Regions from separate parts of the Homo sapiens genome. Here region 1 is linked to region 2. Evidence: read pairs that join two places in POLR2A ChIA-PET (ENCODE). Cell type or tissue: OCI-LY7. All regions are shown on one strand. Each heading gives the region's core, and the rest is flanking DNA. Links, peaks and the distances in the headings are about the cores only.

What was found. ChIA-PET counts read pairs that join two places held together with the same protein. Peaks named below come from ENCODE experiments on the same cell type or tissue, not always from the same donor. Only the 100,000 strongest peaks of a DNase experiment are listed, where the experiment ranks them.
Region 1: POLR2A ChIA-PET joins it to region 2 with 5 read pairs; 4 of 35 experiments call an interaction of 5 or more read pairs at or near these places.

The regions. Positions count from the first base shown.
Region 1 is chr10:6,234,350-6,244,437 of GRCh38, forward strand. It overlaps PFKFB3 (6-phosphofructo-2-kinase/fructose-2,6-biphosphatase 3), which reads left to right. Exons shown (of 15, transcript NM_004566.4): 15 at 1-1,183. Among named protein-coding and RNA genes, the nearest start is that of PFKFB3, 36 kb to the left of the region's middle. In OCI-LY7, for the core only: no CTCF peak of the experiment used is centred there; no DNase peak of the experiment used is centred there.
Region 2 is chr10:6,127,365-6,144,671 of GRCh38, forward strand. LOC101928080 (a long non-coding RNA gene) reads right to left here and starts at 14,267. Exons shown (of 3, transcript XR_930619.3): 1 at 13,654-14,267. LOC124902369 (a long non-coding RNA gene) reads left to right here and starts at 13,304. Exons shown (of 3, transcript XR_007062043.1): 1 at 13,304-13,423; 2 at 13,793-13,988; 3 at 14,091-16,117. RefSeq lists enhancers at 2,564-2,613, 2,664-2,743, 6,770-7,318, 7,319-7,866, 9,209-9,508 and 2 more, a silencer at 17,269-17,307 and a cis regulatory region at 17,283-17,307. In OCI-LY7, for the core only: no CTCF peak of the experiment used is centred there; a DNase peak (open chromatin) is centred at 7,887.

The sequences.
Region 1 (10,088 bases), core at 120-8,119, 100 kb after region 2:
CCTGAAACTGGGCGTGGAGAGAAGAGCCGTTGCTGTTTGTTTTTTGGGAAGAGCTTTTAAAGAATGCATGTTTTTTTCCTGGTTGGAATTGAGTAGGAACTGAGGCTGTGCTTCAGGTATGGTACAATCAAGTGGGGGATTTTCATGCTGAACCATTCAAGCCCTCCCCGCCCGTTGCACCCACTTTGGCTGGCGTCTGCTGGAGAGGATGTCTCTGTCCGCATTCCCGTGCAGCTCCAGGCTCGCGCAGTTTTCTCTCTCTCCCTGGATGTTGAGTCTCATCAGAATATGTGGGTAGGGGGTGGACGTGCACGGGTGCATGATTGTGCTTAACTTGGTTGTATTTTTCGATTTGACATGGAAGGCCTGTTGCTTTGCTCTTGAGAATAGTTTCTCGTGTCCCCCTCGCAGGCCTCATTCTTTGAACATCGACTCTGAAGTTTGATACAGATAGGGGCTTGATAGCTGTGGTCCCCTCTCCCCTCTGACTACCTAAAATCAATACCTAAATACAGAAGCCTTGGTCTAACACGGGACTTTTAGTTTGCGAAGGGCCTAGATAGGGAGAGAGGTAACATGAATCTGGACAGGGAGGGAGATACTATAGAAAGGAGAACACTGCCTACTTTGCAAGCCAGTGACCTGCCTTTTGAGGGGACATTGGACGGGGGCCGGGGGCGGGGGTTGGGTTTGAGCTACAGTCATGAACTTTTGGCGTCTACTGATTCCTCCAACTCTCCACCCCACAAAATAACGGGGACCAATATTTTTAACTTTGCCTATTTGTTTTTGGGTGAGTTTCCCCCCTCCTTATTCTGTCCTGAGACCACGGGCAAAGCTCTTCATTTTGAGAGAGAAGAAAAACTGTTTGGAACCACACCAATGATATTTTTCTTTGTAATACTTGAAATTTATTTTTTTATTATTTTGATAGCAGATGTGCTATTTATTTATTTAATATGTATAAGGAGCCTAAACAATAGAAAGCTGTAGAGATTGGGTTTCATTGTTAATTGGTTTGGGAGCCTCCTATGTGTGACTTATGACTTCTCTGTGTTCTGTGTATTTGTCTGAATTAATGACCTGGGATATAAAGCTATGCTAGCTTTCAAACAGGAGATGCCTTTCAGAAATTTGTATATTTTGCAGTTGCCAGACCAATAAAATACCTGGTTGAAATACATGGACGAAGTAAACCTCTGGTCTTTTCGTGGGGGAAAGAAGAGTCTTTAATTGATGTTTACGGCAGATGCGCCACGGAGCTGCCAACTCACCACTTCATTATCTTCCTTTCAACAGGATGTTCAAGTACAGAGTGTCTAGTGCCTGCATTTGGGGAGAATGAGCTGTCTCAATTTTTCTTCTAATTGATAGGCTTCATGTTTTATTTTTATTTTTAATTTAATTTTTTTCTTTTTTTTCTTTTTTTTTTTTTGAGACTGTTTCTCACTCTGTCGCCCAGGCTGGAGTGCAGTGGCGCGATCTCAGCTCACTGCAACCTCCTCCTACCAGGTTCAAGCAATTCTCGTGCCTTAGCCTCCCTAGTAGCTGGGATTACAGGTGTGCACCACCATGCCCAGCTAATTTTTGTATTTTTATTAGAGACAGCATTTCACCATGTTGGCCAGGCTGATCTTGAACTCCTGGCCTCAGGTGATCTGCCTGCGTCGGCTTCCCAAAGTGCTGGGATTACAGGCATGAGCCACTGTGCCTGGCCCCACGTCGGTTTTACTCCCTTCATTCTATACCCCTTCCCCGCGCCCTTTTAAACACCAGTTCTTGCCTCATTGGCACTACAGAAGGTATCTTTCATGTTAGGTTCCTTTCACCTGCCCTTCCCCATCTCCTGGCTTCTTCCATGTTTCTGCAGGGAATAAAACTCAAGCTTCTGTGACTTCTTTGCCGCTCATTGGCTGCCAGAGGTTGAGCCGGTTATTTCACTTCCAGCCTCAGCGTCTGCATCTCTGCAGATGGGGCAGGGTTCAGGGTGGAGCGTGGCAAACACCATGCGTGGAGGAAGCCCTGGAGTGGTTCCTTCTGCAGCTGGTATGCGTGACCAGCGTCTTGCTTGGTCTGATTTTTTTTCCGGAGCCCCCCACTGCTGCGCTCCAGAAATAGCCTTGACTCCCCAGTGAGTCTTCATCCCTTAGGCGCCTGCCGCCCACGCTGTGAAGAGAACAGGCGGCAGAGACTTGGCACCTCTGTTGCGAGATGACTCCCAGGGTTGCGATCTGGCTGCAGCGTGACGGGGCAGAGCGTTCTGGGGAACCTGAGGCCACCTCCTCAAGCTCTGAGCCACGTTTGATGGCGTGAGATGTGTCAGGTGCAGGGATGGAGCAGTGGCGTTGACGGAAATCTGGCCTAGCCTTTCAGGCTGACTACCCAGAAAATTAAAAGACTGCTCCCAAAGAGGATGTCTGTGTATCGTAAGGTCCTGGGCCGGCCGGGCTGTGGGGATCCACAGGGGCTCTGACCTTTTGGGCCAGCTCTGAGATTCATCTGAGAGATGGGCTAGGTCCACAGTCACTGACTAAATACGGAAGATTCAGTAACCGGGTGGATGCTGTCGGGGAGAGGAGGGCTGGGGCCGGAGAGGGGTGGACGTTGTACACACCAGTCGTTTCCATTCGCTGCCTGGGCTCGGTTCCTTCCACTTCTCACTCCCTTAGCTCCGGCCACACTGGCCTCCTGCAGGTCTTCGAACTTGCCAACGTGCACCCACCGCAGGGCCTTCGAGAGTGCCGCTCCCTCCCCTGGGAGGTCTCCCCAGCTATCCGGGGTTCTCCCCGACACTTCCTCCCCATCCCCATTCAGTTATCAAAGCCTATGCCAAAAAGGCCTCCCGTCTCCCGAGTCCCTGCACACCTTTCGCAGTGTGTGTTGAATGCCTTGCCCTCTGTCTCCTGAACCTGGGCCTAAGATCCCGGAGAGCAGGGCAGCTCCCTGTGCCCCGTCATCGTCCATACGGACCTGGCCCGCAGTGGGCTCTGTCACTAAATGGATAACCAGTGCTGGGGAGAAGACCCAGATGATGTGCTGGTGAAGAGTGAGGCGTTCATTCAGCTTGCAGAAGGAGGCTTAGGAAGGCTTTATAGAAGAAAGGAAATGTGAGCAAAGATGTCGTTGAAAGTAACTTTTTTTGAATTAAAAATATTGTATTAACAAAAATTCAAAGCCTTCTGTGAGTTTTCAAAATCTGAATTTCACAATACTTGTGAGTTCTAAAGTTTGTTTTTTGAGACAGGGTTTTGCTCTGTCTCCCAGGCTGGAGTGCAGAGGTGTGACAGCTCACTGCAACCTCCGTCTCCAGGGCTCAAGTCATCCTCCCACCTCTGCCTCCCGAGTAGCTGGGACTACAGGCATGTGCCACCACGCCCAACTAATTTTTGTATTTTTTGTCGAGATGAGGTTTCGCCATGTTGCCCAGGCTGGTCTTGAACTCCTGAGCTCAAGTGAACTGCCTGCCTTAACCTCCCAAAGTGCTGGGATTACAGACGTGTGCCACCACGCCCAGCTAAAGACTGTTTTATAAACTTCATTTTAAGCTCATATTTTGCAAGACAACATAAGTGGGTTTGGATTCAGTTGTTCTCGGTGTGTGAGCCGGTCTTTCCAGTCAATTCATTGATGGTCTAGACAATTTGTGAAGGCGCTGGTTTCAACCTACAGTTTCTGACATACTCCTAAGACCAGGTGAAAAGAAAACCCCCATAAAGACACCCGAATCGCCTCAAAATATGACACTTCAGCCCTTGGGACTAAAGAGGACCCCTGGCGCAGTCCCTGAGAAATGTCTTTGGAGAAATTTTTATTTATTTATTTATTATTTTTTTGAGACAGAGTTTGGCTCTGTTGCCCAGGCTGGAGTGCAGTGGTACAATCTCAGCTCGCTGCAACCTCCACCTCCCAGGTTCAAGTGATCCTCCTGCCTCAGCCTCCTGAGTAGCTGGGATTACAGGTGCATGCCACTAAGCCCGGCTAAGTTTTATATTTTTAGTAGAGACAGCATTTTGCCATGTTTGTCAGGCTGGTCTTGAACTCCTGAACTCGGGTGATCTACCTGCCTTGGCCTCCCAAAGTGCCGGGATTACAGGTGTGAGCCACTGAGCCTGGCTGAGGTGCCATCTCAAAAAAAAAAAAAAAAAAAAAAAAAGATGTGAAGGAATGCCATAGTTCTCAGACTTATTGGGAGAACTAAATCTTTTTTTTTTTTTAACTTTTATTTTAAGTTCAGAGGTACATGTGCAGGATGTATAGACTTGTTAAATAGGTAAACTTGTGTCATGGGGGTTGGTTGTACAGATTATCTCATCACCCAGGCAGTAAGCTAGTACCCATTAGTTATTTTTCCTGATCCTCTCCCTCCTCCCACCCACCACCCTCTGATAGGCCCCAGTGTGTGGTGTTCCCCTCTATGTGTCCATGTGTTCTCATTATTTAGCTCCCACTTAAATGTAAGAACATGTGGTATCTGGTTTTCTGTTCCTGCATTAGTTTGCTGAGGATAATGGCCTCCAGCTCCTTCTATGTCCCTGCAAAGGATAGGATCTCATTCCTTTTCATGGCTGTATAGTATTCCATGGTGTGTATGTACCACATTTTCTTTATCCAGTCTATCATTGATGGGCATTTGGGTTGATTCCATGTCTTTGCTATTGTGAGTAGTGCTGCAATGAACATACGCGTGCATGTGTCTTCATGGCGGAACAACTTGTATTCCTTTGGGTATATAGCCAGTAATGGGATTGCTGGGTCGGATGGTATTTCTGACTTTAGGGGTTGAGAATTGCCCCACTGGGGAAGATGAAATATGAATGAAACACGCCTGACAGTTCCTGGCACAGAGAGAGCACCGCTGTGGTAGTTATTCATCTGAGCATGCATGCCCGGCGTTTCAAATGCAAGGTAGATGCTATTATCCCCACCTTTCAGATATGGAACTGTAGTCAGGAGAGCTTAAGGACGCTGCTTGATTTTGCTCAGCCATAACTGAGATAAACCAGGTCTGTTAGACTCGCAGATGAGTCACATCACAGCCTAAGGGCTCCACAGACTGCCAGGATGCTCCTGCATGAGTCAGCAGATCACAGGAAAGGGAGTTGAGTCGCATATTAATTAGCAAGCAGGGTTTCCTGTCCCTGGGGCTGTGGAGAGGTTTGTCAGTGTCCAGACGAACAACAGATTTTCTGGAGTGGGTCATAACTCAAGATGCTCACATAACGTTGGGGACCAGATGTCCATTCTGTAAGGCTATGTGTTTTTCCCTCCCTACCTCTTCCAGACAGCATCTTTGGGGATTTCCTATTCCTGGAGAACATGAAGACTTTCTAATATTTTTTTTTGAGAGAGGGTCTTGCTCTGTTGCCCAGGCTGGAGTGCAGTGGCATGATGTCGATTCACTGCAGCCTTGAACTCCCGGGCTCAAGCCATTCTCCCACCTCAGCCTCCCGAGTAGCTGAGACTTCAGGTGTGCGCCACCACGCCTGGCTAATGTTTGTATTTTTAGTAGAGATGGGGTTTCACCATGTTGGCCAGGCTGATCTCGAACTCCTGGACTCAAGCGATCTGCCCCACTGGGCCTCCCAAAGTGGTGGGATTATAGGCATGAGCCACCGTGCCTGACAATGAAGAATTTCTGAGGGGTACATTTGCATAGATAATTTTAAGGGAATGTTTTCGGATCCCCAACTTCCACATTCACCCTTTTCTAAAACAGACTGAGAAGTTTGCTTACATTCACAATAGTCTTTTACTGCTTTGCAAACAATAGGCCAAGCTCCTATTTATCTCATGCTCAGTGCTAGGATGCAGGACGTTTGCAAGTTAGCATTCCTAGATTTCTTACATGTACAAGAAAGGGCTTAGACTAGATGGTTTTTGGAAAACTTTTTATTTTGAAATAATTTATTTTATGTAAGTAGGTATGTATTTTTGAGATGGAGTCTCGCTTTGTCCCCCAGGCTGGACTGCGGTGGCACTATCTCGGCTCACTGGAAACTCCGCCTCCTGGGTTCAAGCGATTCTTGTGTCTCAGCCTCCCTAGTAGGTGGGATTACAGGTGCCCGCCTCCACGCCCAGATAATTTTCGCATTTTTAGTAGAGATGGGGTTTCACTGTGTTGGCCAGGCTGATCTCGAACTCCAACCTCAGGTGATCCGCCCGCCTCAGCCTCACAATGTGCTGGGATTACAGACGTGAGCCGCCGCGCCTGGCCTGAAATAATTTTAGATTTACAGAAGAGTTGCAAAGACAGTACAGAGAGTTCCTGTCTATGTTTCACCCAGCTGCCCGTAATATAAACATCTTACAACAACATGGTACCCTTGTCAAAACTATGAGTTAACATGATTAGTACAGTACTAGTAACAAAACTACAGACTTCATTCAGGTCTCACCAGTTTTTCCACTAATGCCGTTTTTCTGTTTCAGCATCCAGAGTCCAGGGTGTCACCTTATCTCCTTAGACTCCTTCAATCTGTGACAATTTCTCACTCTTTCCTTTTTATTTTTATTACCTTGATGCTTTTGCAGAGTACTAGTCAGGTATGTTGTAGAATGTTCTTTTTTTTTTTTGAGACAGATTCTCACTCTGTTGCCCATGCTGGAGTGCAATGGCATGATCTCAGCTCACTGCAACCTCCATCTCCCAGGTTCAAGTGATTCTCCTGCCTCAGCCTCCCAAGTAGCTGGGATTACAGGTGCACACCACCATGCCTGGTTAATTTTTTTGTATTTTTAGTAGAGACGGGGTTTCTCCATGTTGGCCAGGCTGGTCTCGAACTCCTGACCTCGTGATCCACCCACCTTGGCCTCCCAAAGTGCTGGGATTACAGCTGTGAGCCACCGCGCCTGGCCATAGAATGTTCTTTAGTTTGGGTTTGTCTCATGTTTTCTCATGATGGGACTGAGTCTGGTTAGGGATTTTGGGAAGAATCCCACCGAGGTGAAGCGCCCTTCTCATGACATCCTCTCTGAGGGGACACGGCCACACAGGACTTCCTTCTGGGGATGTTAACTTTGATCTTTGGTGAAGGTGGTGTCTAACCACTCTTACCAGGCTGGTATTTTTCCCCTTCAACTTTCAATTTTTTAGGAAGGAGTCACTTAGTCCAGCTCCCTTTCAAGGGGAGGGCAATGAGCTCCACCTCCGGAAGGGAGCAGTATCAAAGAATCTGTGGCCATGTGTTAAAACCATCACCAGGCCAGGTCGCATGGCTCATGCCTGTAATCTCAGTGCTTTGGGAGGCCAAGGTGGGAGGATCGCTTAAGCCCAGGAGTCCGATACCAGCCTGAGCAACATAGTGAGACCCCATCTCAACATACAAAAACTACCAGTGAAGGAGATACTTTGAGGGTATGTAAATATCCTGTTTCTCCTTAATGTTTCACTTTCTAATTTTAGCATCCATTAGTGTATTTTCCTTGCAGCAGATATTATTTGTATTGTGGTGTTCTAATGGTGGTTTTCTTTTTTTTAATTTTTTTTTGCTTTCTTTTCTTTTTTTTTTTTTAAGAGATGGGGATCTTACTCTGTCACCCAGGCTGGAGTGCAGTTGCACAATTATAGCTGACTGCAGCCTCTAACACCTGGGCTCAAGCAGTCCTCCCACCTCAGCCCCCCGAGTAGCTGGGATTACAGGTGTGAACCACCATGTCCTGCTTAATTTTTAAATTTTTTGTGGAGTTGGGTGTCACTATTTTGCCCAGGCTGGTCTTTAACTGGCCTCAAGTGATTCTTCCCGCCTCAGCCTCTCAAAGTGCAGGGATTATAGGCTTATGCTACCTTGCCAGGCCCTTATTCGTGAGTTTCAATTTTCCTTATTCCTTTTACACTTATTTGTAATTCTTTCATAAGGAAAATCTGTTCCGTCTCCCCATTTATTTACTTATTCAGTCATTTATTTATACTACTGTGGACTCATGATCATTCCTTTGTAGATGAATTCTTAAGTCTCTGAACTAAGTCTCTGCAAGCTCTGATTTCCATGAACTCCTTGCCTCCCACTCTCCAGAATATTTAACACTTTATATTCCTGCCCAGGACGGGCCTGGCCAGGGTACACCATCACCCCTATGTACAGAAGCAGGTACCTCGTTTTCCAGCCTGATGGCAGCCCAGCCACATCCTCACTTCGTTTTCCTCATGCGCCTTAACTATTATGCATGGTCTCTAATGTGTGCAGGCGAACCTGTGGGATGAAACTGTTCCCACCGTAGTGCCCTGAAGCAGTGTTCTGTAAACATTTTTTTTTTTTTGAGACGGAGTCTCGCTCTGTTGCCCAGGCTGGAGTGCAATGGTGTGGTCTCAGCTCACTGCAACCTCCACCTCCTGAGTTCAAGCGACTCTCCTGCCTCTGCCTCTCAGGTAGCTAGAATTACAGGTGCACACTACCACACCCAGCTAATTTTTGTATTTTTCATAGAGACAGGGTTTCGCCATATTGGCCAGGCTGGTTTCGAACTCTTGACCTGAGGTGATCCGCCCACCTCGGCCTCTCAAAGTGTTGGGATTACAGGCGTGAGCCACTGCGCCCGGCCTAAACATTTTATTTCTATAATTTACTTTATAGCAGATTCAGTTACTGACCAGCCCAAAGGGGCTTGTCTTAGTTTTTCCAGTGAGGCTTTTATAATATGACTTGGGGGAGGCTGTCTGTATCAGCAAGTATCTGCTGAATGCCTGTTATATGCAAGCCACTGTTCTAAGTATTAGGGATAAAAAAATACTGGAAGACTCGGCAACACCCTACCAGAGCTAACGTCTAATTGATTCTCTAGGAATGCTCAGGTCCTTCAAGTTCCAAGACAACCAAGAGATCTGTGAAGAAAGCCAGTGCTCCAGAGCGCGTTTCATTAGAGAAAAAAAGAGAGATCCCTTTAACAACCATGTTGTAATCCTCGGAACTGCCGCACGTCCCAAGCAGCTGGTCCTGGGACAACATATTGAGAATATTTTGTCAGTTCTGAGATTTGAAGGAAACTCAACCAAGACTATCTTTACTTAGTTATTAAATCCCAGAAGGCATCATGGATGAAGTTAGTCAGGAATGGCAAGCATAGAGAGAGGAGGAAGAAAGAAAAGGAAGCCCACAGTGTTCGCTTTGGAGACACCCTTTCTTCCCCCTGGGAAGGGAACTGGGACACGACCCTGGGCAGGCTCTGGGTGCTGTCACCCTAGTCCCATCAGTGGAGGCAGCCGCTTCCTGCAACGCTCCCCATAGAGGCTGAGACGTTTTCCTTCTGGGGCCTGTTCTCTTTCCCTAATTCAACTTTGCAGAGCTCCTCAAATGGAGTGGGGAAGGTGTGAGAGAAATTATTCTTCTGTCATTTTATAACTGCCAGGCTTTAGGAGTGCAATGTGTCAGCTATTTCTTTCCTTTTCTTTTTTTCTGAGACAGTGTCTTGCTAGGTCGCCCAAGGCTGAAGTGCAGTGGCACGATTATAGCTCATTGCAACCTTCAACTCCTGGGTTCAAGTGATCCTCCCACCTCAGCCTCCCAAATAGCTGGGATTACTTAGTGTGCGCCATCATGCCCAGCTAATGTTTTTATTTTTTGTAGAGATAGGGCCTCACTATGTTGCCCAGGCTGGTCTCGAACTCCTGGGCTCAAGCAATCCTCCCACCTCAACCTCCCGAGTAGCTGAGACTACAGGTACATACTATCACGCCCAGCTAATACTTTTATTTTTTGTAGAAATGGGGCCTCACTATGTTGCCCAGGCTAGTCTTGAAGTCCTGGGCTCAAGCAATCCTTCCACAGCCTCTCCAGTGTTGGGATTACAGGTGTGAGCCACTGCACCTGAAGCTGGTGTCAGCGATTTCTTCCTCATCCCATTGAGGGGAGAGCGTGGCCTTAACTCAGCTGTTTGGATGTCAAATGAAGAGCAGACATCAACTCGCTTGTTAGGGCTGAGAATGTACCACACACACAGGGAAACACGAAGTGAAGGCCACGTAGTGAAGACCAAACTTCCTGTTTCCCAGGCAGCTTAACCACCACAGGCTGCAGGAATATTAGTGAAGCCCATGGGGAAGGGAATTTCTGGAGGGACCATGGTCTTTCTGGACCAACTTGGCTGCTCATTCT
Region 2 (17,307 bases), core at 4,680-12,679:
ATACATTGTAATATGCAATGACATAATTAAACAACTCACCATAATGTAGAATCAGTGGCAGCCCTAAGCCTGTTTTCCTGCAACTAGGGCCAGCCTCCAGGAGACAGAAGAGGAGGTGGGCAGGTCACCAGGGCCAGCCTCCAGGAGACAGAAGAGGAGGTGGGCAGGTCACAAGGGCCAGCCTCCAGGAGACAGAAGAGGAGGTGGGCAGGTCACCAGGGCCAGCCTCCAGGAGACAGAAGAGGAGGTGGGCAGGTCACAAGGGCCAGCCTCTGGGAAACAGAAGAGGAGGTGGGCAGGTCACCAGGGCCAGCCTCCAGGAGACAGAAGAGGAGGTGGGCAGGTCACCAGGGCCAGTCTCTGGGAGAGGGAAGGTGTTAGGTTGGATGATGTGTGGAGAGAAGGCCTTTGCTATGGCTGCTTGAGCATGGGACCAAACAGAATAGACCAGGAATTTACAGCTAGATGTGTAAGGTAATTACATTGTCCAAGAAACCAAAGGGTGCAGTGGTTCACTCCTGTAATCCCAGCACCTTGGGAGACCAAGGTGGGAGAATCACTTGAGCCCAGGAGTTTGAAACCAGCCTGGGCAACACGGTGAGAGCCCATCTCTAAAAAAAATAAAATTAACTGGGTGCAGTGGCACATGCCTGCTGTGGTCCCGGCTATGCAGGAGGCTGAGGTGGGAGGATCACCTGAGCCCCAGAGGTCGAGGCTGTAGTGAGCTATGATTGCACTGCTGCACGCCAGCCTGGCCAACAGAGTGAAACCCTATCTCAAAAACAGCAACAAAGAACAAAGCAGCCCTCAGGCTGGCTAGCAGTAGCCCCTGTCTGTTCAGGCCGTGAAGCCATCTGCAGCCCCTGAACCCATACTCAAGAACTGAACTGCAAAACCCTATGTTCTCCATCAGGGGTGTCCCGCCCAGGGCCCTGCTTGGATGAGGTCTTGGAGGACCCTCCCAGAGACCAGAGAAGTCAGTGGGAAGGTCTGATACGAGGTGCCAGGCTGGCTCACTGGGGAGCTTGCTGTATCGCCAGGGCAGGGAGACCTCACTGCTCCTTCCAGCGGGATCTTGCGTGTGACTCGTTTTGTCTTCCCATCCTCTGAGTTTCTGAAGGGGGATTGTATTGCAATGGTCTGTTTCCTCTTCCACCATTCCTTACTGCATGTGTTGATGATGGACTACAAGTCTTTGGGCTATAGCTGGTGGGATCATGAGGAGCTCCCTCTGGACCCCAGGCGGACGCCTGCACCTCATCTGGATATGCAGGACTCGGGAAGGTGGATGCCATGGCTCAGGTGGTCTTGAGGGTGGCCCTCCAAGCCTTTGGCGGGGGCAGTGTGTTCTCTAGAAAGAGGTGCACTGGGGCTGACCTGGGAAAAGACCAACCCGATTCACATTCCCAAACCCTTTCTTGTATTTAACTTTTCAGAAACGTTCCATCTGCTCTCTCTCAGCACCACTTTGCAGCTAATCAAGAAGACGCAAGCAGACATCCACTGGGGGTGGGGAGGAGTTCCGAGAGTGCTGAGCCTTCCGGATTAAAGGGACATACGCTGCTGCCCGAATCCCAAATGCAGCGTGATGCCACTACCGCAGCCCAGCTGCAGCCTTGAGGAAGAGGGTGCAGGAGCTACAGAGGCTGTCCTTGACATGATTCAGCCTTCAAAGCAGGATTAACTGCTGCTGCCTCCAGACCTTCCTGTTTTGTGAGAAAAACAAATCCCAATGTGTTTAAGCCTCCATGAGTCAGGTTCTCATTTACATGTAGCCGAAAGCATTTCTGAAGGGTGCAAACACACTCGAAAGATAAGATTCTACCCCATCAGCAAAAACCATTAGGTGAAGTTGATGAACATTTTTCAGTCAACACTGGTTTCATGTTAACAGCTTAGTGATCTTCCCAGGGGGTGAGATTTGGGGTGCACTGAGGAGGCCTCCCTACCTAAAATAATTCCAGCAGTCCTGTTATTGATGCCTGAACTTCTACATGCAGAGCCACACGCAATCTGCGTGGTATGCACACACATGCACACACAGCTGTTAGGAGGGGCCTGAACAACCAGGAGTGTAGACGGCAGCGCAGGAGCTTGGGACAGAAAGCCAGGCTGTGGTTTCATGCATTGCAGATCCTATATCCCAGAAGCCATTTCTTTTTCTTTTTCTTTTTCTCTTTCTTGTTTTGTTTTGTTTTTTGAGACAGAGTCTTGTTCTGTCACCCAGGCTGGAGTGTAATGGCGCGATCTCGGCTCACTGCAACCTTCACCTCCCTGGTTCAAGTGACTCTCCAGCCTCAGCCTCCCGAGTAGCTGGGATTACAGGTGTGTGCCACCATACCTGGCTAATTTTTGTATTTTTAGGAGAGACAGTATTTCGCCATGTTGGCCAGGCTGGTCTCGAACTCCTGACCTCAGACGATCTGCCCGCCTCGGCCCCCCAAAGTGCTGGAACTATAGGCGTGCGCCACCACGCCTGGCCAGCCAAATCTATTTGTAACAGATTTCACTTTCAGAAAATTTCTCCATGTAATCCAAATCTTTCATTTTCTAGTACAGACCTCTTTCCCCTTAGCACTCTGTTCTTGATGACTTAGAAGTGTCGTTTCTCTTCACATCATTTGCACGTCATTCCTTCCTGTCTCCAGCTTCTTCTTCCCAGCCCTCCTCCTCCTCTGCACACAGGAAACCTCATTCTGTGGTGTGAACAGGGGGATTCCCGTCTTCCTGAAGCGACTTAGTCTTGAGCTGCCTGTGCCCTTCCCATCACAGTGAATGTTGCCAGTTGGGGATGACTGGGCAGCCATGGGGAAGGTGAGCAGAGGGCAGAGGAGTCCAAGCCCCTGAGGTGGAGGTGGGAGCAGGGAGAGCTGCAGGCTCAGCTGCTGGGGCAGTAGGAGGAGAGCCAGGACCTGGAGGAGTGTGTGTGTGTGTGTGTGTGTGTGTGTGTGTGTGTGTCTGTGTGATTGTGAGTGTGTGTGTGTGGTGCGGTCAGTGGGGAGCGGGGGAGTCTTTTATCTTTACCACTTGTTTGTCTGATTAACCTACTTTTCTTGGTTTCTAGGGAAAGAGCAAAAAAATTTTTTCTTTCTCTGAGACAGGGAGTAAAGCACGTGGCATCAAGACTGCAGCAGAAGGCCAGGCGCAGTGGCTCACACCTGTAAACCCAGCACTTTGGGAGGCTGAGGGTGGGGGTGGATCACCTGAGGTCAGGAGTTCGAGACCAGCCTGGCCAACATGGGGAAACCTCATCTCTACTAAAAATACCAAATTAGCCAGGTGTGGTGGCACGTGCCTGTAATCCCAGCTACTCGGGAGGCTGAGGCAGAAGAATCACTTGAACCTGGGAGGCGGAGGTTGCAGTGAGCCGAGATCATGCCACTGCACTCCGGCCTGAGCAACGAGTGAAACTCCATCTCAAAAAAAAAAAAAAAAAGAAAGAAAGAAAGAAAAAGAAAAAAAAAAAGACTGCAACAGAAGCGCAGGGCACCCTGGGATGCCTGCAGCCTCTCACCTTCAACCTCTGTGCTGGGATCCATCAATTCCCTTCCCATTTGACTGTCAAATCAGAAGGGTCTTTGCTAATTTCAGCATAAATTGGGAGAAAGCTGACCTCGATTTAGCTGGAATGACAGCAATGACTAATTTGTACACCAGAATTAATAAAGCTAGCTCTTGCCCCACAGGGAGAGAAAGATGATGTGGTTTTCTTGCATCTGCCCTAACTGAGATTGCTTTTTGGCAAGGATAGAGAAATGCTCATTCTCCACACTCCCAGGAGGGGGTCTGCTGACAGCTCCTGGACTGTCACCTGAATTGAGGTGTGACTGGGCCAGGGGTGTCCCAAGCCAACCAGCCAGGCACCTGGACGGGTGGGCTCTTGACCCCCTGAGACCACCATGGTCTTCGAAGGAGAGTCAGCAGGTCTGGAAGCAAGCGTGCTGGGGACCCCTTCCCCGTGGGGGGCCAGGAGCTCCTGTTATAAGAGCTCCAACAGGCCTCCGTATTTTCTGTCCCTTTTACAGGCAAGAATTCAATTCTGGGTCCTGAGCAGGGGTTGTCCCGGTCAATAAGCAACTTCAGTTCCTTGGGACAGGACCCCAGACTTGCTGGTAATGACATCGTTGTTTCTTTACCGGATAAGTCTCTCTTAACCCTGGAAAAGTCTGTTTACACAGAGGAGTGTGAAACCAACTCATACTTTTGATATTTTGGGGTTACGTTTAGGCAATCTTTACATATTTGATATTTTAAGAAGTTGCTGTTTTAAGAGGATGTGGCATATTTTAACTTGTAATTTTAAATGCAATGAATGGACTGGCCTCTTGATTCCAATTCAAAATATGTGATTGGGTAATTGATATAGATTTGTGATTTAAACTCAGATATTCAACGCCAATTTATTAAGATTGTAGGCAGTATGGGAACATTTAAAAAAACCAGAGATTCGCCAGAGTTAGTTGTTAAGCACTTGAGAATGCTTGTGAATAAATTAAAGTATTTAAAAGTATAAAGTATTAATATTATAAATGCAGTTTAAAAATTTTAAGGCAGCAAGTGCGTTGGCTCATGCCTCTAATCCTAGCACTTTGGGAGGCTGAGGCGGGCGGATTGCCTGAGCTCAGGAGTTTGAGACCAGCCCGGGCAACCTGGTGAACCCCTGTCTTCACTAAAATAAAAAAATTAGCCAGGCATGGCGGTGTGCGCCTGCCCATAGTCTCAGCTACTCAGAAGGCTGAGACAGGAAAATCGCTTGGACCCAGGAGTGGAGGTTGCAGTGAGCAGAGATCACGCCACTGCATTCCAGCCTGGGTGACAGAGCAAGACTCTGTCTCCAAAAGAAAAAATTTCAAGGACATTTAAATAAATAAATTTCTGAATGGGAACAGTCATCAAAGTTTTCCTTAACAATGACTGTTCGATGTTTTCTGTATTATAAAATAAAGTTATACATGGATGGAGCTGGAGGCCATTATCCTAAGCGAACCAACACAGGAACAGAAAACCAGATACCGCATGTTCTTGCTTATCAGTGGGAGCTAAACACTGAGGACACAAGGACACAAAGGAGGGAACAACAGATACCGGGGCCTCCTTGAGGGTGGAGGGTGGGAGGAGGGTGAGGACCAAAAAGCTATCTGTCAGCCGGGCGCGGCGGCTCACACCTGCAATCCCAGCACTTTGGGAGGCTAAGGAGGGCAGACCGCTTGAGTTCAGGAGTTTGAGACCAGCCTGGGCAACATGGCGAAACCCCATCTCTACAAAAACTTAACATTAGCCAGATGTGATGCTGCATGCCCTTGGTCCCAGCTATTAGGGAGGCTGAGGTGGGAGGATTGCCTGAGGTAGAGGCTGCAGTGAGCCATGATCATGCCACTGCACTCCAGCCTGGGTGACCGAGCAAGACCCTGCCTCAAATTTAAAAAAAATAATAAAAAAGAAGGCTACCTGTTGGGTACTATGCTTATAATTTAGGTAACAAAATAATCTGTACGCCAAACCCCTGTGACATACAATTTACCCATATAACAGATCTGTACATGTATCCCTGAACCTAAAATAAAAGTTAAAAATAAATAAATGTAGGACTGCAAAAGGCTTATTGCAAAAAAAGTTAAAGTTAAGAATAAATAAATAGGCTGGGTGCAGGCCGGGCGTGGTGGTTCACGCCTATAATCCCAGCACTTTGGGAGGCTGAGGCAGGCAGATCACCTGAGGTCAGGAGTTTGAGACCAGCCTAGCCAACATGGTGAAACCCCGTCTCTACTAAAAATACAAACATTAGCCGGGTGTGGTGGCACATGCCTGTAATCCCAGCTACTCGGGAGGCAGAGGCAGGAGAATCGCTTGAACCTGGTGGAGGTTGCAGTGAGCCAAGATTGCGCCAATTCACTCCAGCCTGAGCTGGAGAAAAATCTATTTTGTTAAGCAGGAGAATCCTATTTTGTTAAGCAGGAGAATCGCTTAAACCTGGGAGGCGGAGGTTGCAGTGAGCTGAGATTGTGCCACTGCTCTCCAGCCTGGGTGACAGAGCGAGACTGTCTCAAAAAAAAAAAAAAAAGGGCATTTGCTCCTCACATTTGGCCACTGATGAACACTGTCTGCATGTTACAGGTGAGGAAACAGGTGGAGGAAGGGAGTGCCCGGAGCAGAGGCCCCGCCCCGCCCCCACGGCCTGGCTCTCCCGCCTGGTTTAGTTTGGCCTCTAAAGCGTCCTCATTACAAGCAAAGTGCAGCCCCACCACAGAGAATCCCGTTTCTCTCTGGGAGTGCTTATGTGATTAATTTGAAGTCACCATGACTCTGATTTCCTCTGCAGAATTCAGCAGCGTATTCCAGGATTCCAGGAGCGCAATGCAGTAGAAAGCAACCACTTGGCCCAGGAGACTGAGACTAATTTCTGGGAAAGAGGCAGCCAGGCTCCTCGGCCTTATGCAGGTCATGAAGACTCAGTACATTGAAATTGAAGGTCCTCAGTTCCCAGCTAAGCGAGCCTCCAAGGACTGTGACGTCCCAACCTTCGGATGAGGATGGAGGCGGGAGGAGACACAGCGCCGGCCAGGAGACCTGGTGTTGGGGCTCTGCCCCTGGTCTGGCTGAGCAATCCGGGCAAGTCACTACCCTGGCCGAGGCCAGCTTTGTCGGCAGAGAAATGGGTGAATGCTGCCTCCGCTTGAATCCAGAGTTTGTCAGGATGCTATGGAAAAAATTATATGAAGGTTCTTTGCAACATTAAAAAAAATAATAAAATAAAATAAACCTGTTGCATATTTGCCAGGGGCTGGGCTTTCTGAGAGTGGACAGGGAACAGCTGAGCGTGCTTGACGGCTCTGGGGTCCTCAGGGCCTCCGTCTCCCCTGTGACACTGTCCTGGGCTCAGCGGGCTGTGGAGGCCCCAAGTGACGCTGTGAACAGCTGGCAAGAGCCTTTCCCGGACTCTACAGCCTCCCTGTGGCCCCTCGTTCCTTATGAAGGAAGGGATGGCTGCCCGACCTGTGGGTCCTGGGCACTGTCCTGCTCCCCTGGTTGTGGAGTTGCCAGGACGGCGGGACAATCAACACAACGCTCTTCTTCTTCTGTCGGGGACATCACCACAGAGAAGAAAAGAGCCTCTCCCTAGAGAGAAATCCTGATGTCTGAAACTTCAGCTGAATGGAGGAGAAAGGATAATTCATCACCTTTCCCCAGAGCCAGGGCAGCACGTAGGAGCTGCGTTTTGAGGGGAGGATGACAGAAAGAGTGCACACAGCACACCAGCTGTGCTAGGGCTGGGCCAGGCCAACCGTGGGCCCTTGGGGAGCCCATGCCCCCCACCAGCAGCCTGCTGCCAGGTTCCTGGGCCCGTGTGTGCGCCTCCTCCCAGGTGTTCAGCTCGGCTCTGACCTAGGAGCTGCCAGGAAGGGCTGTGCAGATGGAATTAAGGTCCCCATGAGTTGACTGTAAGATGGGAGATTGCTGGGGGCCGGAGTCCTTTAAGGCAGAGAGCTTTCTCCTGCAGGACCCAGAAGAAGACATCAGTGTTCAAAGCACGAGAAAGATCCAACCTGCCCTTGCCCCTGCGGAAGGAGGAGCCACGTGGCATGGAACGAGGGTGGCCTCTAGGAGTGACCCCGCTGACAGCCAGCGAGGAAATGGGGACCCTATTCCCACTCCACAGGAACTGAATTGTGCCCACAAGGAGGAGCTGGGAAGTGGAGTTTTCTCCAGAGGTTCCTGATGAGAACTCAGCTAGTCAGCACCTTGATCTCCGCTGGGCGAGGTCTGTGCAGAGCCACAGGCAGGCAGTGTGACTTCTAACCTTCAGAATCGGGAGCTAATGAAGGGGTGGGGCTTAAACCACAAAATTTCTGTGTGTGTGTGTGTGTGTTTTTTTGTTTTTTTAAAAAAAGAACACTACATAGCAATAGAAAGTAAACGAACATCCCCTGCATTAAATTGCACATGTATTGAAGTTCAGTAGATGTAAATTAGCACAGCTGTCTCTTCTTTCCTGAAAGCATTTTTTTTGTTTTGTTTTGTTTTAGAAACACAGTCTCACTCTGTTGCGCAGGCTGGAGTGCAGTGGTGCGATCTCAGCTCACGGCAACCTCCACCTCCCTGGTTCAAATGATTCTCCTGCCTCAGCCTCCTGAGTAGCTGGGACTACAGGCGTGTACCACCATGCCCGGCTAATTTTTGTATTTTTAGTAGAGATGGGGTTCCACCGTGTTAGCCAGGATGGTCTCGATCTCCTGACCTCTGGTGATCTGCCTGCCTTGGCCTCCCAAAGTGCTGGGATTACAGACATGAGCCACCATGCCGGCCCTGAAAGCATTTATTTTGAAACAATTTCAAACTGAAAAACACCTCTATCCTCTTCTCCCACACTGACCAATTGTTCCTCACCAGTTGTCTATGTATTTGCTAAATCATTCTGTGTGTGTGTATCATGTGCGAGTGCGTATTTTTTTTCTGAGCCATCTGAGCCCATTTACCCCTACAAAGAAAGAAATTCATTTATATAAGCACATAAAAAATTCAACCCTGATGAAATGTCTATTCTATAGACCTAATGTGAAGTATGAATATGCCCACTTTACAGACGGACAAACTAAGGTGGAAAAGTTACATGCCTTACCCAAAGCCACACAAATGGTAAGTGGCAAAACCAGGTTCCACCTTGAAATCCTGGGCTCTTTTCCTTGTGTTCTGTCCGTTTCAATTGGGGTCCAGTCGGAACAAGATAAACTACTCTGGGTGTTTCGAAGAGCTGAGATTTAATATAGGAAGCCCTGTAACTGTAGGAAGCCAAAGCTATTCCTTTGGGGGACTCAGAGAGGGGAATGGTGTCACCCAACAGCCCAAGAATGTACTCAGCACCCCAGCTCTCAAAGCTTCAGGAAGGGAGAGACCCCCTCCACCTCCTGCTGAGCAGGAGCCCAGGAGCCGCCCCCTGCACCCCGGGCTGACCTGCCAGAGCCTGAAGTCACCAGCTTCCCGTCACTGCTCAAGCGAAGTGGGGGTCTGAATTCACAGCTTCGCCATCAGCTATTGGGGGACCCGCACGAGTCATTTAGCCTGCGAATGCCTCATTCCTCTGTAAAATGGGGCATCTGGTTTAGATGAGCTGTAAGTTTCATTCCAGTTCTGAAATGACTAATTCTTCCCTCATTGTGTTCTTTGACTTTGAACAACTCATGCCTCTGTTTTGCGCCTCCTCTTTTTCAGTAGCCTCTTTAGATCCGATAGCAGTCCAAGGGGAGGCAAGGGAGCCTGGGGTGGTGGAGGACACCCGCGATGACCAACCCGTGTGCTTGCCACGGCTGGCTTCTGCTCCAAAGGCACCCTCTCCTCTTCTCCACACCCCATCCCCTCTTCTTTCTCTCTTGCTCCTCATCTGAGCTCCTTTCCTAGGTTGGGGAATTCCCCACCTTACAGACTTATTTTAGTTAGTTATTCATAACTAGGTATGTCTTACCATGGAGGCAGCAGTAGCTGCTGAAACCATCAGATACTTCCCCAGCCTTCCCTGCAGCTAAGGGGGTGAGGTTGAGACCTCCACGGGGGGAGCCAGAAGCTCCTGCCCAGCCTCTTAAGGTAACTCAAGAGACAAAGGAGCAGGCTCAAGAGGCGGTGCCCCCATGCGGATCTAGCGTCCTGAGTTTGCCAGAGCCGCCCTCTGATGTGAATTTGGCCAGAGTTCTGGCAGCTTTGGCTAGTTCTCCTGACTTTCTCCCAAACCTGTGAGCTACTCGATACCCTCCAATAAATTCCTCTCTGATTTAATCACCCAGAGTTGGATCCCTAGCTTGCAGCCAAAACTCCTGACTGACACACATGTTATCTCATGCAATGCTCACAGCCACCCTAGGGGCAGGTGTTATTATTGTCTCCATTTTACAGATGAGGAAACTGAGGCACAGTGAGGCCAAGGAGCTTGCATATGAAGTCACGTAGCTGTGAGGGGCGGCAGCCCCCAGATTATGTCACCAATGCAGCCTAAGACGTGGCAGAAAATGCTTCAGGGATGAGGCCAGGTGTGGTGGCTCACACCTGTAATCCCAGCACTTCAGGAGGCCAAGGCAGGCAGATCACTTGAGCCTAGGAGTTCAAGACCAGCTTGGACAACATGGTGAAACCCCGTCTCTACCAAAAATACAAAAAATTAGCTGGGTGTGATGGCACATACCTGTGATCCCAGGTATCTGGGAAGCTGAGATGGGAGGACTGCTTGAGCCCGGGAGGTTGAGGCCGCAGTGAACGGTGATCACGCCACTGCATTCATTCCAGCCTGGGCCACAGTCCTGTCTCAAAAACAAACAAACAAACAAACAAAAAACAAGAAGAAGAAAATGCAGCAGTGACAAGAAACTCCTGGTCACTCAGCACAGGCTTTTCCTGAGGACAGAGATGTGTGGTGAGAGCTTGTGCAGCCCCTCCTGTAGAACGAGAGCTGCTCCATCTCAGCTTCCTCTAGAAAGGTGACGTTTCCTATAGATTTTTGTTTTAAGCTTGGAGCAGAGGACCATACTGTACAAACAGCAAATTAGGAAAATTAAACTTACTGTTTTAGTGGAAGAAAACTGATTTTTCTTTTCCTTTTTTTCGAAACGTGTCTCTCTCTGTTGCCCAGGCTGGAGTGCAATGGCGTGACCATGACTCACTGCAGCCTCAACCTCCCAGGTTCAAGCCATCCTCCCTCCTCAGCCTTCCCAGTGGCTGGGAGTCCAGGCGTGCACTGCCACCACACCCAGCTAATTTTTAAAATTTTCTTGTAGAGATGGAGTCTTGCTATATTGCCCAGGCTGTCTTGAACTCCTGGCCTCAAGTGATCCTCCTGCCTTGGCCTCCCAAAGTGCTGGAATTACAGGCATGAGCCACTGTACCTGGCCAATCTGAGAATGCATCCTCGTGGCTAAATGACTTATTATGACTTTATCCTTCGCTCAGCTTCCCTAAACGTCACATAACCACAGCACAATTATCAAAATGTGAGAATTAATAACTGGCTAATAATCAGTGAATAATAATTAACTTGCATTTCATCAACTGTCCTATGAATAGCCTTTTGGGGGTTCAGGATCAGTCCAGGGTGCGGCTGTTGGTCATCATGTCTCTTCAGTCTCCTTGAATGTGGAACGCTTCCTCCACCCGCTTTGTCTTTCGTGATTTGGACATTTCTGAGACGTCCTGGCTGGGTATTTTGTTGCACATCCCTTATTTTAGGTGTCTCATGTTGCCTTGCGATCAGATTCAGCGTATGCATTTTTGGCAGGAATACCACAGATGTGACTCGGTATCCTTTCCTATGAACCATGTCGGGAAGGACGTGACGTTGATTCCGCCCATTCCTGGTGAGGTCTGCCAGATTTCTCCCCTATAAAGTTACCATTTTCCCCTTTGTAATGGATAATTGTCTGGTGGGGAGATGCTTTGAATCTGTCCATATCCTGTTTCTCATGGTATTTTGCCCACTAATTTTAACACCCACTGATGATTCTTCCCTGAAACAAGTACATTGTGGCATTCACCAAATGGTGATTTTTCTAGTTCCATGATTCCTTCTACATGTATTGGTTGGAATTCTACTGTAAGGAAAAGCTTTCTCTCTTCCCTCATTCATTCATCTATTTATTTAAATCAGTATGGGCTCAAGATTCTTCTTTAATTCCATGGGTCACAATCCATCTACTACCATACTATCTTGTTCTTCAGACTGTCCCAGAAGAGCCCCTTCAGGTCAGCCCTGGTGTCTTTGGGACATGTCCCCATCGTTTTGGGGCACCACAGATGCTCCCAGCTCATGTTGTGCTTTCCCACCCTAACCCTCTAACCCTCTGAGATCTCCTGGTTCCTTTAATTGGAGGATGGTATTTAGAATACCAAGACCTGGGAGGTAGATGCACTCATTTACTTTCTTTTTTTCTTCTAGCTTGCTTGCTTGTTTGTTTGCTTGCTTGCTTTTTTGCTTCTTTTGAGACAGAGTCGTGCTCTGTCACCCAGGCTGGAGGGCAGTGGTACAATCTCGGCTCACTGTAATCTCCGCCTCCTGGGTTCAAGTGATTCTCATGCCTCAGCCTCCTGAGTAGCTGGGATTACAGACGTGTGCCACCATGCCCAGCTAATTTTTGTATTTTTAGAAGAGACAGGGTTTCACCATGTTGGCCAGGCTGGTCTCAAACTCCCGACCTCAGGTGATCCACCTGCCTCGACTTCCCAAAAGGCTGGGATTACAGGCGTGAGCCACCGCGCCCGGCCTCATTTACTTACTTGCAGTGTTCATAGTTCTCTCCGATGCTGTGAATCATGAATCCTTTCACAGTTACATGCATGTGCGTGCACACACACACGAATGGTCTGAGAGCCCATGCCCCAGCAGGTGGGGTTTCTCTTGTCCTGTCCTTCTCAGCTGTGGTGCCCACCCAGGCGCCCCCTCCTCCTCACTCTTCTTGGAGACCAGAGCTTCCTATTCACTACCCTGGGGCGGTTAAAGCAGCCCCTCTCTGCTCCCAGCTAAACAATAATGATGATAATGGCAATGATCATAATGATGATGATAATGGCAATGATCATAATGATGATGATAATGGTAATATAATAATGATGATGATAATGGTAATACTGATGATAATAACAATAGAAGCACCCATTTATTAAGCTCTCCTTGTGCTGCATGGACAAAACACAGGCTCAAAGACCGTTTTTCACACAGCATAGGAAGGGACCCAGCAGGGACTCAGACCCATCCCAGATCCCCCAGCCTTCTGGCAAACTCCAAGGAGATGGGGAGCTTGAGGAGGCGGATCCACACCACACGCGGGCCGTGGCGTGGGGACAGCCCGGTAGTGGGAACGGCTCTGGACACTCACGTCGGGGATGTGGCAGAGGCCTTGGGGTGGGCTCTGGACTCTCACATCGGAGATGTGGCAGAGGCCTCGGGTGGGCGTGCACAGGAAAGGCATTGGCCTCAAGTACTCCGTGGACCTGGCTGGCCCTGCCCGCCGCACTCCTTCACACAGGTTCTTTATTGCCATTGTCCCCGCCCGCATCAAAGGATCCCAGCATGCTTCCCACAGCCTGGAATTCCTTTGCTGGGAATGGGAGACAAAGCCATACTTTCTATCATCAGAGAGGAAAGGCCCAAAATGCAAACATGCAGCCAGAGAGAGGCTGTGGCAGGCAGGAGTTTCTGAGTAGGGAGTGTCAGATCCCCTCCTACTGAGTGCCACTTTCCCTTCTGAGACAGCATGGGAGCCGTCAGCCTACGAACTGGAGAGAACTCCAGGAAGGAGCCCTTTTCTTCCTGCAATGAGGGCAACCGGAAGCTGTGGCCACGGCACCTGCTGTCCCCGGAGCCTGGGCACCGACGTAAGGGAGGAAGGCGGCGCCTCCCTTTTCCCCTGCCCTGGCCACAGGAGCCTCAGGATTGACAGCTCATCTGCGGGTAGGTCTGCCCAGGGAGGGGTCGCTGCATAAGGGGTCTGTAGCCCCTGGGGCCCTGGGGTCCCTACCCTTGGTCACCTGCAGGCATAAGTCGCTCCTTTCCTCTTCAGCTCTGGGGTGTGGTCCAGAAGTAGTGGACTGAACTAAGCAGCACAATGGTCAGCATCACCTGGGACTCCGCCTAGAATGCTAGAAATGCGCATTCTTGCCCCCAATCCCCACAAGACTTACTCAGTTAGAAACTCGGGAAACAATCAGTGTGCCCAGCCCTCCAGGTGGGTGGTTCCGATATCTGTTCAGGTTTGAGAACCTTTGTGCTCAGGACCTCCGGTTACCAAATCATGCCACTTACGGTGACCATTCTCAAAAGATGGCAGAAGGAAGAAGGATGAGGAAGACTTGAGCCTGGCCGGGCAATCCTTGGTTTCCTCATGAACCCTTGCAATCGGGTTACATTTTGAACATCACTGGGACATGCTAAGAACTCCTCTGGAGCACAGCAGTGCTCACATCAATAGTCCAGCAGATTGAGCACGGAGATGTCAGCAGACACACTTGCAAGTTTGGTGAGTAATAATGAAAGTACTCAGTTCCGTGATTCATACTATAGTGTTGACAGGTCTGGGAATATAGTCTTAATTTAAAATTGCTTCGGATCTTTTCTCCAGGTCTGAAAACCAGAGGGACCGTGCCCACGATCCCCGCCGTTTCCCTGACCAGCACGGCTGTGGCGAGTTCGTTGTTCAATCCCGGATGGCTCAGCAAATCCAACCCCCTCCGCCCTGTTCTATCGCCGCATGGATCTGCAGAGGCAGCCGTTCCTGCCGGGTGGATTTGCCTTCCGCGAAGGACAACACAGAACCACTCTGAGTTATTTGACACTGACATCGATCCTAGTTGGCTGACTCTGGTTGGTGGTGAGAGGACAAATGTTCCCAGGGACTATTAAACAACCACAAAAATCTGAGAGGGCGGTTATCTGAACATGGAACAGAAACAAGACAGTAACGAGTTCCAATGTTCTTTTTTTTTTCTACACAGGATTCAAACGAACTCAGAGTAGCGAGATCAGAATACATGAATCTGACCTGTTTTTACTCACAACACCTCTGATACCAAGTGCGTGGGTTTTTTTCACACCGAAAACCAGTTCTCCCAACTCTCCAGACACCAACTGGGTGGCCTACGATTCCGTTCAAACGTGACACTAACTCCACAGGCTCCGAGGCTCAGTCCCTCAGGACTGCCCTGAGTTCAGACGCCAGCCTCCTGACTCCAGCCCAGGGTACCCACACTTCTGTCCAACTTGGCTACAAAGTTGGGGGTTTCCTACATTCCCCCCACCCTCCCTCCCAGTTTCACATTCAGTAATTTGCTAGAACAGCTCACAGAACTCAGGAAGGCACTTTACTGGTACTGGTTTATTATTAATATAAAGCATTGGACTCAGAACAGCCAGATGGAAAAGATGCTTAGGACGAGGTGAGGGGGGTGGAAGGCCAAGGGGCTTCCTCATCCTCTCCAGGCTGCCACCCCTCCCAACACACCTCCATGTGTTCACCAACCCAGAAATTCTCCACATTTTTTTTTTTGAGTCAGCGTCTTGCTCTGTCACCCAGGCTGGAGCGCAGTGGCACGGTCTCGGCTCACTGCAACCTCTGCTTCCTGGGTTCAAGCAATTCTCCTGCCTCAGCCTCCCGAGCAGCTGGGATGACAAGTGTCTGCCACATGTCTGGCTAATTTTTGTACCTTTAGTAGAGACGGGGTTTCACCATGTTGACCAGGCTGGTCTCAAACTCCTGACCTCCAGTGATCCACCCACCTCGGCCTCCCAGTGCTGGGATTACAGGTGTGAGCCACCCTGCCTGGCTCACATTCTGTCATTTGGGGCTCTTTTTTTTTTTTTTTTTGGATTCATTATGTAGGCATGATTGATTAATCACTGGCTGTTGGTGATTAACTTAATCTCCAGCCCCTCTCCCCTCCCCAAAGGTCAGAGGTCTGAGCTGAAAGTTCTGACTAATTCCAGCTCCCAGCCCCCATCCTGGAGCTGCCCAGTCCTCTCACTGACATTCAAAAAACACTCATCCCTCTGGAGATCCCAAGGGTTTTGGAAGCTCTGGACCAGAAAACAGGATCAAAGACCAAATATGCAGCCACGGCCCCATCCACCTCTGAGGGCATGTGCTCTGGCCTTACTATGACGGCGGCGGTGGCGAGTCTGATACAGGCGGGATGATGCACGCTTTATCTGGAACCCTTGGCCTTGGATAAAATTTGTCTTCTGTAGCAGTTACGTCCATGGAGCTAAGTCCAGGTCCACCTGCCATTGCAATTATGGCAGGGAAAAGGACAGAGGGAGCTGACGATTACACCTAACTTTGGATTTGGGGCACCCTTCTGTTCCCCCACTTCCTGCTTCGCTGACACTCACACCCCCAAAGGCGGTGGCGCAGAAGCTGAAATCAGGGCTCAGGACTCCATCTACAGCCAGGCCCACGAGCAGGGTCTGTTCTGAAGGCTCCACCAGCAGCTGTGTCCCAAGCCAACTGGCAAGACACCGTCCCACCCGACAGTGGCTTCCTCCCCGTGGCGTCATCTCCCTTCCAAAGAGGGAGGAATTTGGACTATTACCCACGAACGATAGCAGGCTAAGAAACAAATTATGATTACGAAAGATTAAAGAAAAAAAAAACCACCCACACCTACTGGCTGTACCTTTCCTGCATGATTTTTGCCACCGCATGGGAAGCGGGCCAATTGCTATTTGCCTGGGTGTTTTAAATATCAGGAGATCAGGAGATTTGCTCCTGACATAATTTTTTTTCGAAGTGCAACAGAAAATAGCACTTTTCACAACAATTAACTGTTAACTGGCTCCAAAGAAGGTCTGCTTGTTAGACATTAGGGAGGAATAGAAGGCATCTTCTCAGATGTTGGCCTTTGCGGAGGCAAGGTCAGTGGTGCCGGGAGGTGACTCCCTGCATTTCCGTATGTCCGTTTCTTAAGTCGCACTATTACTTCCCTTGAGTAAGGGACGTAATATTGAGTAATATTTATTGAGCTGTGTGTGAGAGACTGTTTCAGGCTCCGGGAAAACAGCGAACAAAATAAAAACAAATTGGCTGCTTTCATAGACCCCACACACTAATAAGCACATAGGGAGTCGGTCAGGCGGTGACCCGTGCGGTGGAGAGAAGGCAGCCGGCGGGACGTGGAAGGGTCGAGGTTAAACCGAGGTAGTGGGGAGGCCCCCAGTGAAAGACGCGAGTTTCCGGGGTGCTCCCTCTAGCCAGCAGTTAATTGCAATTCTGCCGGGCGCGGTGGCTCACGCCTGTAATCCCAGCACTTTGCGAGGCCGAGGTGGGCAGATCACTTTAAACCAGGAGTTCCCGACCAGCCTGGGCAACATGACAATACCCGTTTCTACAAAAACATTTAGAAAAATTATCTGGGCGTGGTGGCGCACGCCTGTAATCCCAGCTACTTGGGAGGCTGAAGCAGGAGTATGGGTTGAGCCTGGGGAGGTGGAGGCTGCAGTGAGCTATGATCGCACCGCTGCACTCCAGCCTGGGCGACAGAGTGAGATCCTGTCTCAAAACACACACACACACACACACACACCCCCCAAAACAACAAACAAAAAAAAAAAAGAGAAAGAAAAAATTACACAATTTCAGTTTGTTCAATTTGAGTCAGCTGGTGATTCGAGCGTGTCCCCTGTGCCCGTAGGACATAAAAGTAAAAATAAGATGGAATTCCCTCAGGTCTCGTCCTTCGGGAAGGATGGCTCGGAACAGCCCGAAAGAGAAAAGGGAGTTGGTTTCTTCCCGGACCAGTTTTCCCCTGTCCCGTGGAGTCCACAAGACAGGCGGCAGCTTCAAG